2 separate regions of the Homo sapiens genome follow, and region 2 is linked to region 1. Evidence: chromatin contacts called from ENCODE Hi-C data. All regions are on one chromosome and are shown on one strand. The core of a region is the stretch at or near the end of the contact, and the rest is flanking DNA. Distances in the headings are between cores, read along the strand shown. Region 1 holds the start of EOLA2-DT (EOLA2 divergent transcript). Region 2 holds the start of BCAP31 (B cell receptor associated protein 31).

Region 1 (7,201 bases), core at 1-2,500:
TTAGCCAACCCTTTTCTCGTCATCACCACAAAATCACAACAACTGTGTGTGTGTGGAATCCCTAGTAGGAACTGATGTAACTGAAAAGGCAAGAAGGGGGTTGAGTCCCCTCCTACCTGGTGCTGCAGAGAGTACCTGCTTTACGGCCAGAGGAGGAAACACTCTTCCACTTGGTTTCTTTACCTGCACAACAAGGAAGATAAAGAGGAAAGGTCATTAAATGCAAGTCAGCAAAGCTGGTTAATGGCCCTAGGAAGGTCTTCTACTCAGCAGGCATTGGAAACCAAGAGCTGGGAGGGCCGGTCCTAAGAGTAACACATGTGCACCTCACTCACGGTTTGGTTCTGCTAATCAGAGCGGTGGGACCCTCCACATCTGTCTGGGTCACAGGGTGCACCAGTCCGCAGAGCAGAAAATCATTTCAGCAAGTTGAGTCACATTCCTACAGCTGAGCACGCTCCATCCGAGGGGAGAAAAATCACACTTCCCCTCCCATTGTCATCGGACGAGGGTTTGGGGGGCCTAAATCCCATTGTCCACTGCTTAATTCTGGTTAGGTCATGCTGAGCACGGGGCCACAGGCCACAGAGCTATGCACCGCCCGGCCTGGGGTCCAGGCGAGCTTACAGCACAGGGGCCAAGCGGGAGGCAGGGAAGACCGGGCCGAGATGGGGCCGCTGTGTGTGGAGCAGCACTTGCAGACGCAGGTCGCGGGTACACGCGCTTAGAAGGAGGGGGGCCGAGACCATGGGGAGAGCAAGGGACACCAAAGGGCGCTTCGGGCGCGCCCCGCACGGGTTCTCTGCCCGAAACCCAGGGGAAAGAAACCCCAGCCCGCAAGTACCGTCTGCAAGAGGGCCGAGCACACGGGCTCCGGCATCAGGGGCCCTGGTACCTTTCAGCCGCGGCCGGTCTCACGGCCTCTGGACCCTGAGAGTCGTGGGCGTTCAGGGCCGACTCTGGCTTTTGGCCTCAGAGTACAGTCCTCCGCCTCCTCGCGACCCAGCGAGGCCACCGGAGCCAGCGAGGAGACGTGGGCCGCGGTGAGAAGAGAGAGCACCCGGCTCGTGTCAGGGCTGTAAGGTAGCTGCCGCTTACTCCCGGAAACCGGTGGCCAGTGACAGATGCTAGCGGTCCATAACTTCGGCTTTCATGCAGCTCCCGTCGTCCCTTTCATGAGGAACGTACGTGTGCGCGTAATCACGCACGTACGTACACCACGCACGTACGCAGGAGGCCCGTATTCAGCCACGCCTATACACCGCCAAATCGCTAGGAAGCCACGTATTCACGAAGCCACGCAGTGACGTCGCCACGCACGTACGCACGCACTTGCCACAAGGAGACGCTGTTCAGTTTACCGGATCCTGTCCCGCGCCAGCCAACCAGGACAAGGCCGGGGAGCTCGAGACAGGCAGCCTAGACCAAGAACCGGAAGGAGGAAAAGGAACCGGAGGGAGGAAGAGGAGGGGCGGGACGAGACCACCAGGCAGGATTTTTAAGCCCAGAGCTGCGAGACCAGCAGGAAGGAACTGGGAGAAACCAATGGGGAGGGGATGGGGGCGGGGCTGAGAGGAGGAGGGCGGAGCTGGGGGAGGGGAAGGGCGGGAGTGAGGAAACCGCTGGGGCGGGGTTGAGAGTGGGGCGGGGACTTGAGGGGATGGGGCGGGGACTTGGGATGGGGCGGGGACTCGAGGGGGTGGGGCGGGGCTGAGAGAAACCATTGGGGGCGGGGCTATGGGCGATCTGGGCGAGGAGAGGCTGCAGGAGGAGCTCGCGGACTCCTGAGAACCAGCGCGGGGAGGGAGGGGGCTGGTGAGAGGAGGAAGGTGGGGCTGAAAGAAACCAGTGGGGAGGGGTTGGGGGCGGGGCTTTGGAAGCTGGTGCTGGAGAAGCAGGGCAGGGCTGGGGGAGGAGTGGGGCGGGGCGGGGTTCGGGGGGGGCTGGGGCTCGGGGAGGGGTGGGGCGGGGCTGAGGGAACCGCCGGGGAGGGGCTCGGGGGCGGGGCTTTGAAAACAGCCTTTGGAGAAGCGGGGCTGGGGGGGCGGGGCAGGGCCGAGGGGAACCTCTGGGGTGGGGCTGGGGGGTGGGGTTTGCACGCAGCCACAGGAGAAACAGGGCGGGGCTCAGAAAAGGGTTGGATCGGGCTGAGAGAGACCGCTGAGGGGGGTGCTGGGGGCGGGGCTTTGGAAGCACCCGCGGGAGAAACAGGGAGGAGATGGGGAGAGGCGGGGCTCGGCGCGGGGCGGGGCTTCGGAGGCAGCCGCGGGAGAAGCAGGGGGGGGTTCGGGGCAGGGCGGGTCTGAGCGAAGCCATTGGGGAGCGGCTGGGGGCGGGGCCTTTTAACCAGCCGCAGGAGGAGCCGGGTGGGGCTGGGGCGGGGCGGAGCTGAGAGAAACCGCTGAGGATGGGCTGGGGGCGGGGCCTTGGAAGCAGGCGTTGGAGGGGCGGGGTAGGGCCGGGCCGAGAGAAACCACTGGGGAGGGTCTGGGGTCGGGGCTTTGCCATCAGTGGTGTGAGGAGCAGGCCGGGGCAGTGGGCAATTGAGCGAGGAACAGCTGCGGGAGGACTCCGCGGACTCCTGAGAACCAGCTTAGGGGAGCGGCGGCTTGGGGAGGTGTAGGGTGGAATCACGAGAAAGCTCTGTGGGAGGGCCTGGTGCACAGCTCAGCTGCAGGGTGGAGCTGAGGGAAAGCCGGGCGTTCCTGGAGGAGGAGCAGGGCGAGGCTGTGGCAAAGCGCTGTGGGAGCAGATGGGGCGGGGCTGCGGGAAAGAGCTGGAGAAGGAGGAGCCAAGCTGCACCAAGGCTGGCGGGTGAGAATTGCGGGGGAGGAGCTAGTGCAGAGCTGGAGGAAAGAGCTGAAAGGTTGTTGGGGTGGGCAGAGGGGTAGGAGAAGCGAGACGGGGCTAGAGGAGGCGGAGCTGGGAGCGGTGATGAAGGGGTAGCAGGGCGGGGCAGTGGGAAAGAGCTGTGGGAGGAGGAGCTGGGGGTAAGAAGCTGGGGCTGTGGCTGCAGCGGGGACTGGGTCAGAGCTTCTGGAGGAGCCGCCTGCAAGAGGAGGGCGTAGTTGTGGGAAAGAGCTGTGGGCGGAAATGGTTAAGTGCCGGGTGGAGCAGGGGCTGGCGTCGGAATAGCTGGGGCGGAGCTGCGGGAGGAGGAGCTGGGGGGCGGAACTGTGGGAGGAACAGCTGGGGCGGAGCTGAGGGAGGAGGAGCAGGGGGGCAGAACAGCTGGGGTGGAGCTGTGGGCGGAGCTGCAAGAGGAGAAGTTGGGGACGGACTTGCAGGAGGAAAAGCTAGGGGTGGAGCTGTGGGTGGAGTTGGGGGAGGGAGCTGAGGCCCTTCTGTGATGCACCCTTAGGCAAGAGTCCAAACTTTCCCGCGGCGACCTAACTGCACCTCCAGTGTCTTCCCCCAGAGGGCACAGAAGCAGCAAGAAGGGCGGGAACACTTGACTGGGGTCCATGCAGCTCTAGGCTGAGTCTTGCAGGGCTGAGCCCCCCAGGCCTGCTCTCCTGTGTCCTGGCCGCTCCGTCAGTGCCTGCCAGTGGGGTCCAGAGGGACCGTTTTTTTAACGCCTCTTTTGCAGGTAATGAGAAACATCCCCACTCTTAATGTCTTGCCTCCTCCGGCCTAAGTCGCCCAGCACACAGCCCAACTTCCCTGGCAAACTTGCTTTTCAAACTCTCTTCTCTCAGTCACGGGCTCAGGTTCTGTAGTGCTGCCATGCTTTACTCCTCTGTCCCTCCCCTTATCTAGTCTCCCGCATTGACTTCATAACCAAGTTCTGGGTCCCTGCCTCTGGAGTGCCTGATGAGACAAAACGGCTCCTCGTCCTGCATCCCCGCTGCTACTTCCAGAATTCAGGCCTCGTGGTCTGGAGCCTGCACTGTTCCATGAGCCTCCTGAGCAACCTGGAGTCCTCTGTCTTTCTTCCCTCAGGTCTGTCGTCCACATTCCATCGGCTCAGTTTCTAAGTCACAAATCTGTCCCCAGCAATCCTCTAGTGAAAACGCTGCTGGGCCTTCTCAGGTTTAAGTCCTAGCAGTTCAGGGAGTCGGCTCAGCTCTCCCCACCCTTAAGCCAAACACTCTTTGGGTTCACGCTGTGCTGTTCAGTCACTGGTCCCCACCAGCCTGCTGTTCCAGGTCTCCCTGCTTTGCACCGGCGGTTCCCATGGCCTTGTCCTGGTGCGCTCCTGGCCTCCTTCAAGGCACAACTTTAAAGTCACCTTCACAGCCCCACTCCGAGTATTAGAGACTTTCGTCTCCAGCTCTGATAGCATTTTGTACCTCCCCTGTCCCCACCCTACGTTAGGCTCTTGCAACCCAGGGTGGTAATTGCTCTGTAAGACTGTGGCTGCCGCAGGGTCTCTTGAGTTCCTTGAAGGCAAGGCCGGTGTTTTACTCATTTCTGAAACTGGGTGCCCAGGGCACAGTATCTGCTTAGTAAGTGTTGAATGAGCAAAGGGCAGCTTTCTTGTTTTTTCTAGTGAGATGCGCCTACTTCTCCCTGGAGAAGCTTGAGGAAGCAGAAATGCTGGAGATGAGGTGAGGAGGAGAGGGTCCCTCTTTATGGGATGTAGGCCGTAGGGCTGCAGGGGACCTTCAGATCACCAGTTCCAAGTCCTATGTATGCTAGCATCCCCTCCTGGGTTCCTTCCCCACAAGAATGGTTGCCAGCTTCTGCCGAACACCCCAGAATCTGCTTAGAGTGGTTTCAGATCATGAATGAGGATCCCCGGGATGGTGGGTGGCCGTTGCTCCTCCCGTGGCCTCTTGTTTGAAGAACTAGAACTCGCATAATGAGCTGGATAGCCACCGTGTGGCTGCTAGCAGGGAAGCCCTTGGTGGCCACATAAGGGCTCCCTTTTCCAACTCTCTCAGCTGCTCCTCACTCTCACTCCTGGGTGTGCTGGGCAGTGGGGTGCAATGTGCACGTAGGTGCACACTCTCCCTGGGCGGCAGCGAGCAGCAGAGGTCTGATCTGTGGTCGGATGACGAGAGGAAGTGCAAGTAAAGCAGCTGCAGCGGTGAGTGGGCCTAGGAAGAATGGCATCAACAGGCCAGGCAGGGATGCGGGTGGTGTTCGGCTAACCCTGAGAAAGGGACCAGAATGCACCTGAGTCTTGATTTTCATTCCCAATAGCAGGTCAGCACGAAACCCAAAAACGCTCTGATTTCTGCCTTCCATGCCACACTCTCTTCACCTGCTGCCTTCTCACTCCTCTCATTAACAATGTCCTGGCAGGAACAAGACTTTCCCCTCCCTCTCTTCTCGTCTCTTAGCAGGTCAGGTCGGCCTTCACCTCCCTAGACCCGTCCTGCTCCTGCCTTCCCCTGTGGGGCCCTCCATGGATGCTCTGGAGTCCCGGGCAATAGTCAGCCAACTGCAGACATGCGGGGCCTTCTTGGGTTCCTTGCTGTGCTCCCTTGAAACCACTGTGCCTGACTGCACCCCAGTAGCACACACTGAACTGACCCCCACTCCTGGGGCCAGCGGTGTGTCTCCTCAAGTTCTGCTTGCTTCTTCAGGCCTTGCTTGCATGCCTATCGTGCCACACATCATATCTCTTTTAGGAAGTCCTTGCCTTTTCCAAAGATCCTGCTTTGCAGCTGACTGTACCCTCTGCCTGCCTCCCCCAGGATACTGCCTCCTTCCTGAAACCACAGCCCCCGCTCAGGTCTTCCTTCCTTCCTCATCACCAGGGAGCCCCCTGCAGAGCTCCCGGTCCATCCTGGTGGCCTTCTGAGCCTCACCTCCCCTTCCTTCCCCTCCCATCCCTTCCCCTCCCCTCCCCTTCCCTCTCCCCGCTTCCCTTCCCTACCCTACCCTGCCCCCCCACCCCCTGCCCCCAACCCTGCCCTCTCCTGCTCTGTCCTCTCCCTCCATGGCAGGCTAACCTCCCTGGCTAGAGCTGTCCCTTGCGAATTTGCCATCACCTTGCCTCTCTGTGCTCAGCATCCCCGGCTGTGCAGTCCTTCTCTTCTGCCCACATGCTCCCCTAGAGAAGCATTCTTTTTGCTCAGCCTAATTTCCGTGCAACTCCTCCTGTTTTCTGAGCCTGTCACCGCCTTCCTCTTCCTTTGCCTCCCCACTGACACTTTCCAGAGTGCAGCCACCTCTCCTCGCTGTGCTTTTTTGACTCTGAGGCCCAGGAGGAAGTTGCCCTTCTCTGGAGATGGTTCACGTTTGATCCTGCCTAGTGTTCCGGGGCACGGCCAGTCTGGGACCGCTTTGACCCTGATTCATGGTTTCCCTTCAGATGCTTTTTGGTCAGCCTGCTTTCCTCGTCTAGGAAATGGCTTTTGCCCATTTTTCTTTTTCTTTCTTTCTTTTTCATTTTTTTTTAGACGGAGTTTTGCTCTTGTTGCCCAGGCTGGTGCAATCTCGGCTCACCACTACCTCTGCCTTCTGGGCTCAAGCGATTCTCCTTCCTCAGCCTCCTGAGTGCTGGGATTACAGGTATGCGCCACCATGCCTGGCTAAGTTTGTATTTTTAGTAGAGATGGGGTTTCTCCTTGTTGGTTGGACTGGTCTCGAACTTCGACCTCAGGTGATCCACCCGCCTCGGCCTCCCAAAGTGCTGGGGTTACAGGCGTAAGCCACCGTGCCTGGCTTGCCCATTTTTCTATTGAGTCATTTGCCTTGTTGGTATGGAGTTGTAGGAGCTCTTTCTGAATTCTGCCTCTAACCCCATGTTGGCTTTTTGTATTTCAGAGACCTCGTCCGCACAGGGGCTTGTTCTTCTGTGTCTTTGCAGGGCTGTTTTGGACTCAGTATTCACCTAAGCACTCCAAATTGTAAGTAACCCCAGAGATCATGGAGTGTCCCACTGCCCCTCCATCTGAAGGCTGTGACCTCTCCCCCAAGGAGGAGGTGCTCGCATGCGTCCAGTGCCCTGCCCATTAGATTAGGGAGGGTTCCCTTTTTTGCTCTCTTGCACTCATTTGTCCGCCTTTTAGCTTTCCTTTTCTGCCCTGACTCTCACAGGGTCGTGCGGATGTGCGATGTAGGAGGAGGAGAGAGGTAAAGTGGAGGAATAGGAGCTGGAGGGGAGGAGGAGAGAAGAAAAGAGGAGAAGGAGGGGGAAGAGAGGGAGCGGGTTCAAGGAGGGAAGGAGGAGGAGAAGGAGAGGAGGAGGAGATGAGACCAAGGAGAAGAGGTGAAGGAGGAGAGGAGGACACAGAAAAGAGAAGAA
Region 2 (7,111 bases), core at 4,612-7,111, 3.8 Mb after region 1:
ATTTTATTAAAGATGTCAGCATACAAAACCCCTCTGGAAATGCACAACAAAATACTCATGATGGTTACCTGTGGGAAATGGGATTATGGGGAGTTTAACTTTCTAAATTCAACTTTTGAATTTTTAAGAATAATTACCCATTATTTTTGTAATCAGAAAAACAAGATAAACATGTTTCCTTACACTGTCACCTGCATCCAGGAACCCCACCATCCTAAGGACCACCTTGGCCAATGACCAATAGTGGGGATGGGGGACTGAGCAATACTAACCCAAGTCCCACAGTAGAAACCAGCCCTCCCTGTCTCGGGCCTCAGCCCAGGTGGGAAGATCCTGCACCCTCAGCAACTCCATCCTCCAGGAGGATCTGCTCAACCCTCCCCACCCCCAAGCAAGGCCACAGCTCTAGCTAGTTATGCCCCTTACCCTTCACTAGTACCTGTGACTAACACTTCTGTTTGAAGAAGGCTCTGCAGATCTTTCTAGATTATGCTTCTTAACATGGGAGTAGGAAGCAGCCAGTCATCATGGCCATATGTCCCCCTAGAACTTCCAAGCAGTTCCCCGATCCCAAAAAAGAATGAAGGCTTTGTCAACTACTGGATTCCGCAAAGGATCTCTCCAGCCCACTCAGCTGCTCTAGGAAAGAAACATACTCCTTCTGGTTTGGGGAAGGGGCAAGACCCTGAGGGAATCATCCTCAGCATGGTCCCTCCCCTCCCCAGTTATTACCCCCACCCCAGACCCAAAAGCCAAAACACACATGCTCAGTTCAAAAACTCAGTGGCCTGGGGATGACACATATATTACCTACCTACTCCTGGCTTGGAGGCTGCTCAGGGCGAGAACCCTGGTTAGAAAGAGCTACTACCTCTTGGGGCCTTGCCAAGTATTTCAAGAACACTGAGGTGCTCAGGCAGCTGGCACCTACCCTATGTGGTTGGAAGCTGTCAGGTAACACTTGGCCTGTTCAGAGGCAGTCCAGCCTGAACATATCCTATCAGGCTCTGAGACATCAGGAAGGAGAAATGCCTAATGCTGAAGCTGGTGGGTGAGGCTTTGCACATTCCCCTGAACCACAGCCCCCCACCCGCTCAGTGTTTCTGCTGGGACTCGGTGGGAGGAGTGTTCCACGCCTAGGCAGGCACCACAGCTCTGAGACAAGAGTGGTGTCCACAGCAGAGCCAAGCCAATACTTTGGAGCCCAAACAGGGGGACATATCGATCACTTACCACAGCAAAACAACAAACATCTACCAGTCAGACAAGAGCTTTATTGATTCTTGTCTCCAGATGGTCACCCTACCACCTCATTGCAAAATGTCTGCCTTTCATCTTACCACCACCTGGCCTGGCCTTATCCCAGAGCCTGCTTGCCCTTGGACCAGTTTATCTTTCAAGCACCTGCTAGTGTACACCTCAATGTCAGAGTTTACAGAACTACAGAGCTGGAACGACCTGGGAAAACCTCAAGTCTAGCCCAGATGCAGAGAGGTCTAGGATCTCTCCCCAAGATATGCTGCCACACATCTCTGTGTTCTCCTCCTACTACTACAGGGAATGGCAGGACTTCACTGTGTGCTTGGTTGCTCAGTCCCCCATTAGAGGCCCTGCTCCAGGCAATTCTGCTGTTTAAGTGACTGGTGAGCAGCACTACTCAGACCAAGGTCACAGGCCAGTTAGCTTCTCTTGGCTTCAGTTCTAGAGTGACCTGAGGAGCAGCCTCAGAAACCTTAGGCGTCCCTCCTTCCAAGGTCTTGAAAAAAAGCAATGTAAGGTGGCCGTCATAAGCTGCATACAAACTGCTTGGTATAAGCCCACGCCCACTGCTAGAGGGGCCTCTTTTTTTTTTTTTTGAGATGGAGTCTCCCTCTTGTTGCCCAGGCTGGAGTGCAATGGTGCGATTTAGGCTCACTGCAACCTCTGCCTCGTGGGTTCAAGCAATTCTCCTGCCTCAGTCTCCCAAGTAGCTGGGATTACAGGTGCCCGCCACCACGCCCAGCTAATTTTGTATTTTTCGTAGAGATGGGGTTTCACCACGTTGGCCAGGCTGATCTCGAACTCCTCATCTCAGGTGATCCACCGACCTCAGCCTCCCAAAGTGCTGGGATTACAGGCATGAGCCACCATGTACGGCCTAGAGGGGCCTCAAAGTGAAGAACCGACTAGCGGTCAGCAGCATGGGCAAAGGGAGCCTCTTCCCTCCCTCAAGAGAAAGACACAGCATTTCATTGGTCTGTCTCCTAGCAGCCAAAACTGGATGCTACACATCAAAAGTGGCAAAGGGTTTTGCAGCAGAGACCAGGGTCTAGGTCAGGTAGCTGCCCTCAGCCATAGCTCACTCACCGATGACCAACAGCACAAGGATGACAATGAGAACCACAAAGAAGGTGTTGCCATAGGACACTAACAACTCCACCAGCCGGGACTTGAAAATCTTCTGCCATCTGTGAAGAAGACAAAAAGGACAGGAGTTGAAGAGAAAGCACACACACGAGCTCTAGGGCCCTGAGCAAAATGGAAATCCAGCTTTGTACTCTTCTCCAATGGCCGAATAGCCCATGCAAAGTCAGCCTCAGTGGCTTGCAATTCTCTAATTTGACATCCATTCAAGACTATTGGAAAAAAGGCCAGGTGCAATGGCTCACACCTGTAATCTCAGCACTTTGGGAGACCAAGGTGGGTGGATCACTTGAGGTCAGGAGTGCAAGACCAAACTGGCCAACATGGCGAAACCCTGTCTCTACTAAAAGTACGAAAATTAGCCAGGCGTGGTGGTGGGCACCTGTAATCCCAGCTACTCAGGAGGGTGAGGCAGGAGAATCACTTGAACCTGGGAGGCGGAAGTTGCAGTGAGCCGAGATCGCGCCACTGCACTCCAGCCTGGGTGACAGAGCGAGACCTTGTCTCAAAAAAAAAAAAAAAAAAAGATGCTGGTCCACGTATAGATCAAAATGTCTGGAAAACTAATCTTTTTTTTTTTTTTTTGAGACAGAGTCTTGCTCTGTTGCCCAGGCTGGAGTGCAGAGGTGTAAGCCACCGCGCCCAGCCTGGAAAACTAATCTTAAACGTGGGCAGTTGGCTGGGCGCACTGGCTCACGTCTGTAAACCCAGCACTTTGGGAGGCTGAGATGGGCAGATCACCTGAGGTCAGAAGTTCAAGACCGGCCTGGCCAACATGGTGAACTCCCATCTCTACTAAAAATATATATATAAAAAAAAATTAGCTGGGCATGTTGGCAGGCACCTGTAGTCCCAGCTACTCGTGAGGCTGAGGCAGGAGAATTGCTTGAACCCGGGAGGTGGAGGCTGCTGTCAGCCGAGCACCACACCACTGCACTCCAGCCTGGGTGACAGAGCAAGACTCTGTCTCAAAATAAAAACAAAAACAAACAAAAAAACCACAACAACAAAAAGAAAACATACTGGTAGTCTCTGAAAAGGGAAACTTACTTTTCATTGTACTCCCCTTTGTAATATTCAAATGTTTGCCCCATACACGTTATTTCTTTAAACTGTCTTTCCACATGATAAACCTTGGTTTGTCTATATCCCCCGACCCTGTTATGATGAGATGGACCCCAGACCTCACATCATTTCCATCCACAAATGCTTTGGGATGCAGCTCTAAGAAGAGACTTCAGAAGTGTTTACATATTGTTCAAATCAACAAGAAGCCCTCATCATCAGGGCTAGAGTTGAATATGCCAATCACTGAAGGCAATGATATTTGTTTGAATCCGGACCCAACAAGGTACCGATTTGGCATTCGGTAGATAAACGTCTTAAATCCAGCTTATTCTGGAAGCTCCCCCTTCCCTCTCCCTCTTTCATTTGCTTTTCCAGTTTCCTTTGTGTAGAAATCAGATTGTCTGTCCTCTAAAGCTTCCCAGATTAAAGCTCCCCGGGGCCCTCTATCTCTGCACGTCTTGTCAACTGTACGAAGGTGTGGTTTTCTACAAGAATCCTCCTCAGACAGCACTGCATACTTTCTATGGTATCACATCAAAGATAATTTTTCACGAAAAAACGGCTTTTAAAAATACCTGTGGAGATTTGGCCTTATTTGTAATATCGTAATTTAAATAGGGATGTGTTCAGGTATTATACATAATTAAAATTAATCTCCAATTCACTTTTAACAGGTCCTCTGTTCATTAAAAGGGAATATGGCTTCATCCTCCACAGGCTGAGTAATGTTCATGCAGCCACTGCGCAATACCAGTGAGACTAGTTAGGAGGACAAGAGTCACCAAATCAGCAACAACGTGACCCAGTGGTGCAAGTCTTCCGAATCCCACGCTACCATCCCAGCACCCCGTGGACCAAGAGTGGGTGGGAGGGCATCATTTCCAGAACTGTAACATAGATCTTCCTGCCTCTCGGGGGCATTCTGAAGACCAGAAGGCAGGGGACACAGGAAAAGGAACTGAGCAAGTCATGACGAAGCAGAACCCTGGGAAGGGTTGGCAATAACAAACACAACCCCTGCCACCCCCACCCCAGACAGGTTCTACCTGTTCCATCGGGTCCCAATTCCAGGGTCCACCAGCTGCACACACCAGTCCCAGGGCTAGGGCACAGGCACCCTCCTGCCTAACTCGCCTGCTTGCTCCATAGGCCATACCTTTTAGGAGAAATGAAGGGAATGCAGAGAAGCAACACAACAAAGACCTCCGCATAGAGGAAGGTGGCAACTGCAGTCCACTGCAGACTCATCCTGTTGCTAGAAGGTTTCCCACAGGAAGATGTGAGCTTGTTTCCTGGCAGGGCACAAAAGGTACGGGACTTGTAAGCGCTGGGCAGCCAAGAACATCCAGTTCAGTTACCCTGCGAGGCTGGGGCCGCCACTCTCCACCCTGACCCCCTGCACTTTGCTTCAAAGTCTCTGATGCGCTGGCGGAAGCAGGGCTCCACTCGGCAGGGCCTCTTGGCCAGCAGCGTTCACAGGCCCCACAAACTTCCGTTCGCTGGTCAATTACCTGCCCCCTCCAGCACGTGTGTCAACACGTCCAGAGCGGCCTCTCCCGACGATCCCTGCCCCAGGAAGCCCGAGATTTCCGACGCCCGTTTAACTGAAAGGCGTTCTTCGGGAAGAGCAGTGCCAGGGCACCAAGAGGAGGACGCCTCGGCACCCATCGGGCGCTCCCTTCCCCGCCAGGCAGAACTCAGCCGCAGAGGCGGGCGCTCTGCGGGCCCAAATCCCCGCTACCAGGCAGGCCCAAGGCCGCACCTAGTCCAAGCGCTGCCGACGCCCCCGCCTCCCACCGTCCCCACGGCGCCCGCGGAGAGAAACCGGCACCTCCCTCGAGGATCCAGCGGCCTTCCGCCCGGGGCCGCTTCGCCTCCGGTGGGCTGGAGGCCCGCAAGAGCGACTCCTAGAGGGCAGGATTCGGGACCAAGCGCAAAGGCAGGTCTCGACCAAGCACCTCAAGGCCCCATACGGAGAAAGTTCTAGACGCAGTATCCTCAGAAGCCAGGGGTCCTTACAGTAGCCCTCGCGGGCCCCAGCGCCCACCCAGAGCGAGGGGCCTCCGACTTGGCCCCGGCCTGGCACACCGTCCCGGAGGCCCATCCCGGCCGCTCCTCCAGGTGGGGCTTCACCGCCCCCCGCCCCGCCCCCGAGACCAGCTTCTAGAGGCGCCGCCCGGTTTCCCCTCGCCCCTGCCTCTCACACGCAGGTAGGCTGCGGGCCCCGAGATTCCCCGGCCCCCGGGCCTCCCCGCGCCGCTCGCCTCTCTCCCTCGTCGATGGGCCGGGGAGCCTCCGCGGTCCCGGAGCCCAGCCCGGCGCGCGGAGCCCGCTCACCGAGTTTCCCACAGTCAACGTGCAGGCCCCGCCGCAGCAACAGAACTCTCCCACAGCAGCCCCGGCCCCGCCCCTCATACCGCGGCCGGAAACCGGAAGCGCCCGCCGGGCACCGCCCACCAGCCCTCGCGAGGCCCCGGAGGCTCCGCCCACCTCCGCTTCCCACCCCGCCCCGGAGCGGAGGGCCGGCGCTCCGAGCGGGAGAGGAAGAGGCGCCTCGGGCTCCGGGCGAGCAGGGCGGGGTGGAGCGAGCACGCGGGCGGGGCGGGGCGGGGCTTTGTCGGGCCGGCGAGGGCCGCTTCTCTAGTCCGCGCGGCCGTCCCACGTCTCTGTGGTGCGGGAGGGGCCCCGCCGAGGGGCGAGAACGGGAGGTGGGGGTGTGGGCGGGCCCCGCCGAGGGGCGAGAACAGGGTGGGGCTCCCGCGCCCGGACTCCGCCCCTCGCCCCTCCTCCGCCTCCTCCCCTTCCCCCGACTCGCCCCTGGGGAAGAGTGGGTGGGGATTCTGGGCCGGTGGAGGAGTCACTGTCGCTTCAGCCAGGCTGCGGAGCGGACGGACGCGCCTGGTGCCCCGGGGAGGGGCGCCACCGGGGGAGGAGGAGGAGGAGAAGGTGGAGAGGAAGAGACGCCCCCTCTGCCCGAGACCTCTCAAGGCCCTGACCTCAGGGGCCAGGGCACTGACAGGACAGGAGAGCCAAGTTCCTCCACTTGGGCTGCCCGAAGAGGCCGCGACCCTGGAGGGCCCTGAGCCCACCGCACCAGGGGCCCCAGCACCACCCCGGGGGCCTAAAGCGACAGTCTCAGGGGCCATCGCAAGGTTTCCAGTTGCCTAGACAACAGGCCCAGGGTCAGAGCAACAATCCTTCCAGCCACCTGCCTCAACTGCTGCCCCAGGCACCAGCCCCAGTCCCTACGCGGCAGCCAGCCCAGGTGACATGCCGGTGCTCTCCAGGCCCCGGCCCTGGCGGGGGAACACGCTGAAGCGCACGGCCGTGCTCCTGGCCCTCGCGGCCTATGGAGCCCACAAAGTCTACCCCTTGGTGCGCCAGTGCCTGGCCCCGGCCAGGGGTCTTCAGGCGCCCGCCGGGGAGCCCACGCAGGAGGCCTCCGGGGTCGCGGCGGCCAAAGCTGGCATGAACCGGGTATTCCTGCAGCGGCTCCTGTGGCTCCTGCGGCTGCTGTTCCCCCGGGTCCTGTGCCGGGAGACGGGGCTGCTGGCCCTGCACTCGGCCGCCTTGGTGAGCCGCACCTTCCTGTCGGTGTATGTGGCCCGCCTGGACGGAAGGCTGGCCCGCTGCATCGTCC

Evidence for each region. Hi-C counts contacts between places; a loop is a spot of excess contacts on that map. Pooled maps may share reads with other maps.
Region 2: a loop to region 1 is called in a pooled map, with 35 times the contacts of the local background. The contact joins the promoter of BCAP31 here to the promoter of EOLA2-DT in region 1. A Hi-C loop is called at or near these places in 2 of 37 single-sample maps with no recorded cell type and 8 of 50 pooled maps.

Annotation. Positions count from the first base shown.
Region 1 is chrX:149,937,298-149,944,498 of GRCh38, forward strand. It overlaps EOLA2-DT (EOLA2 divergent transcript), which reads left to right and starts at 1,251. Exons shown (of 12, transcript NR_027456.1): 1 at 1,251-1,489; 2 at 3,362-3,589; 3 at 4,493-4,550; 4 at 4,887-5,032; 5 at 6,721-6,803. It overlaps EOLA2 (endothelium and lymphocyte associated ASCH domain 2), which reads right to left and starts at 1,194. Exons shown (of 5, transcript NM_001013845.2): 1 at 896-1,194; 2 at 136-183. RefSeq lists silencers at 1,640-1,909, 2,020-2,099, 2,380-2,439, 3,090-3,199.
Region 2 is chrX:153,718,526-153,725,636 of GRCh38, forward strand. BCAP31 (B cell receptor associated protein 31) reads right to left here and starts at 5,862. Exons shown (of 8, transcript NM_001256447.2): 1 at 5,809-5,862; 2 at 4,628-4,763; 3 at 2,347-2,447. The coding sequence starts at 4,719. ABCD1 (ATP binding cassette subfamily D member 1) reads left to right here and starts at 6,331. Exons shown (of 10, transcript NM_000033.4): 1 at 6,331-7,111. The coding sequence starts at 6,742. RefSeq lists silencers at 5,141-5,320, 5,531-6,490 and an enhancer at 6,951-7,111.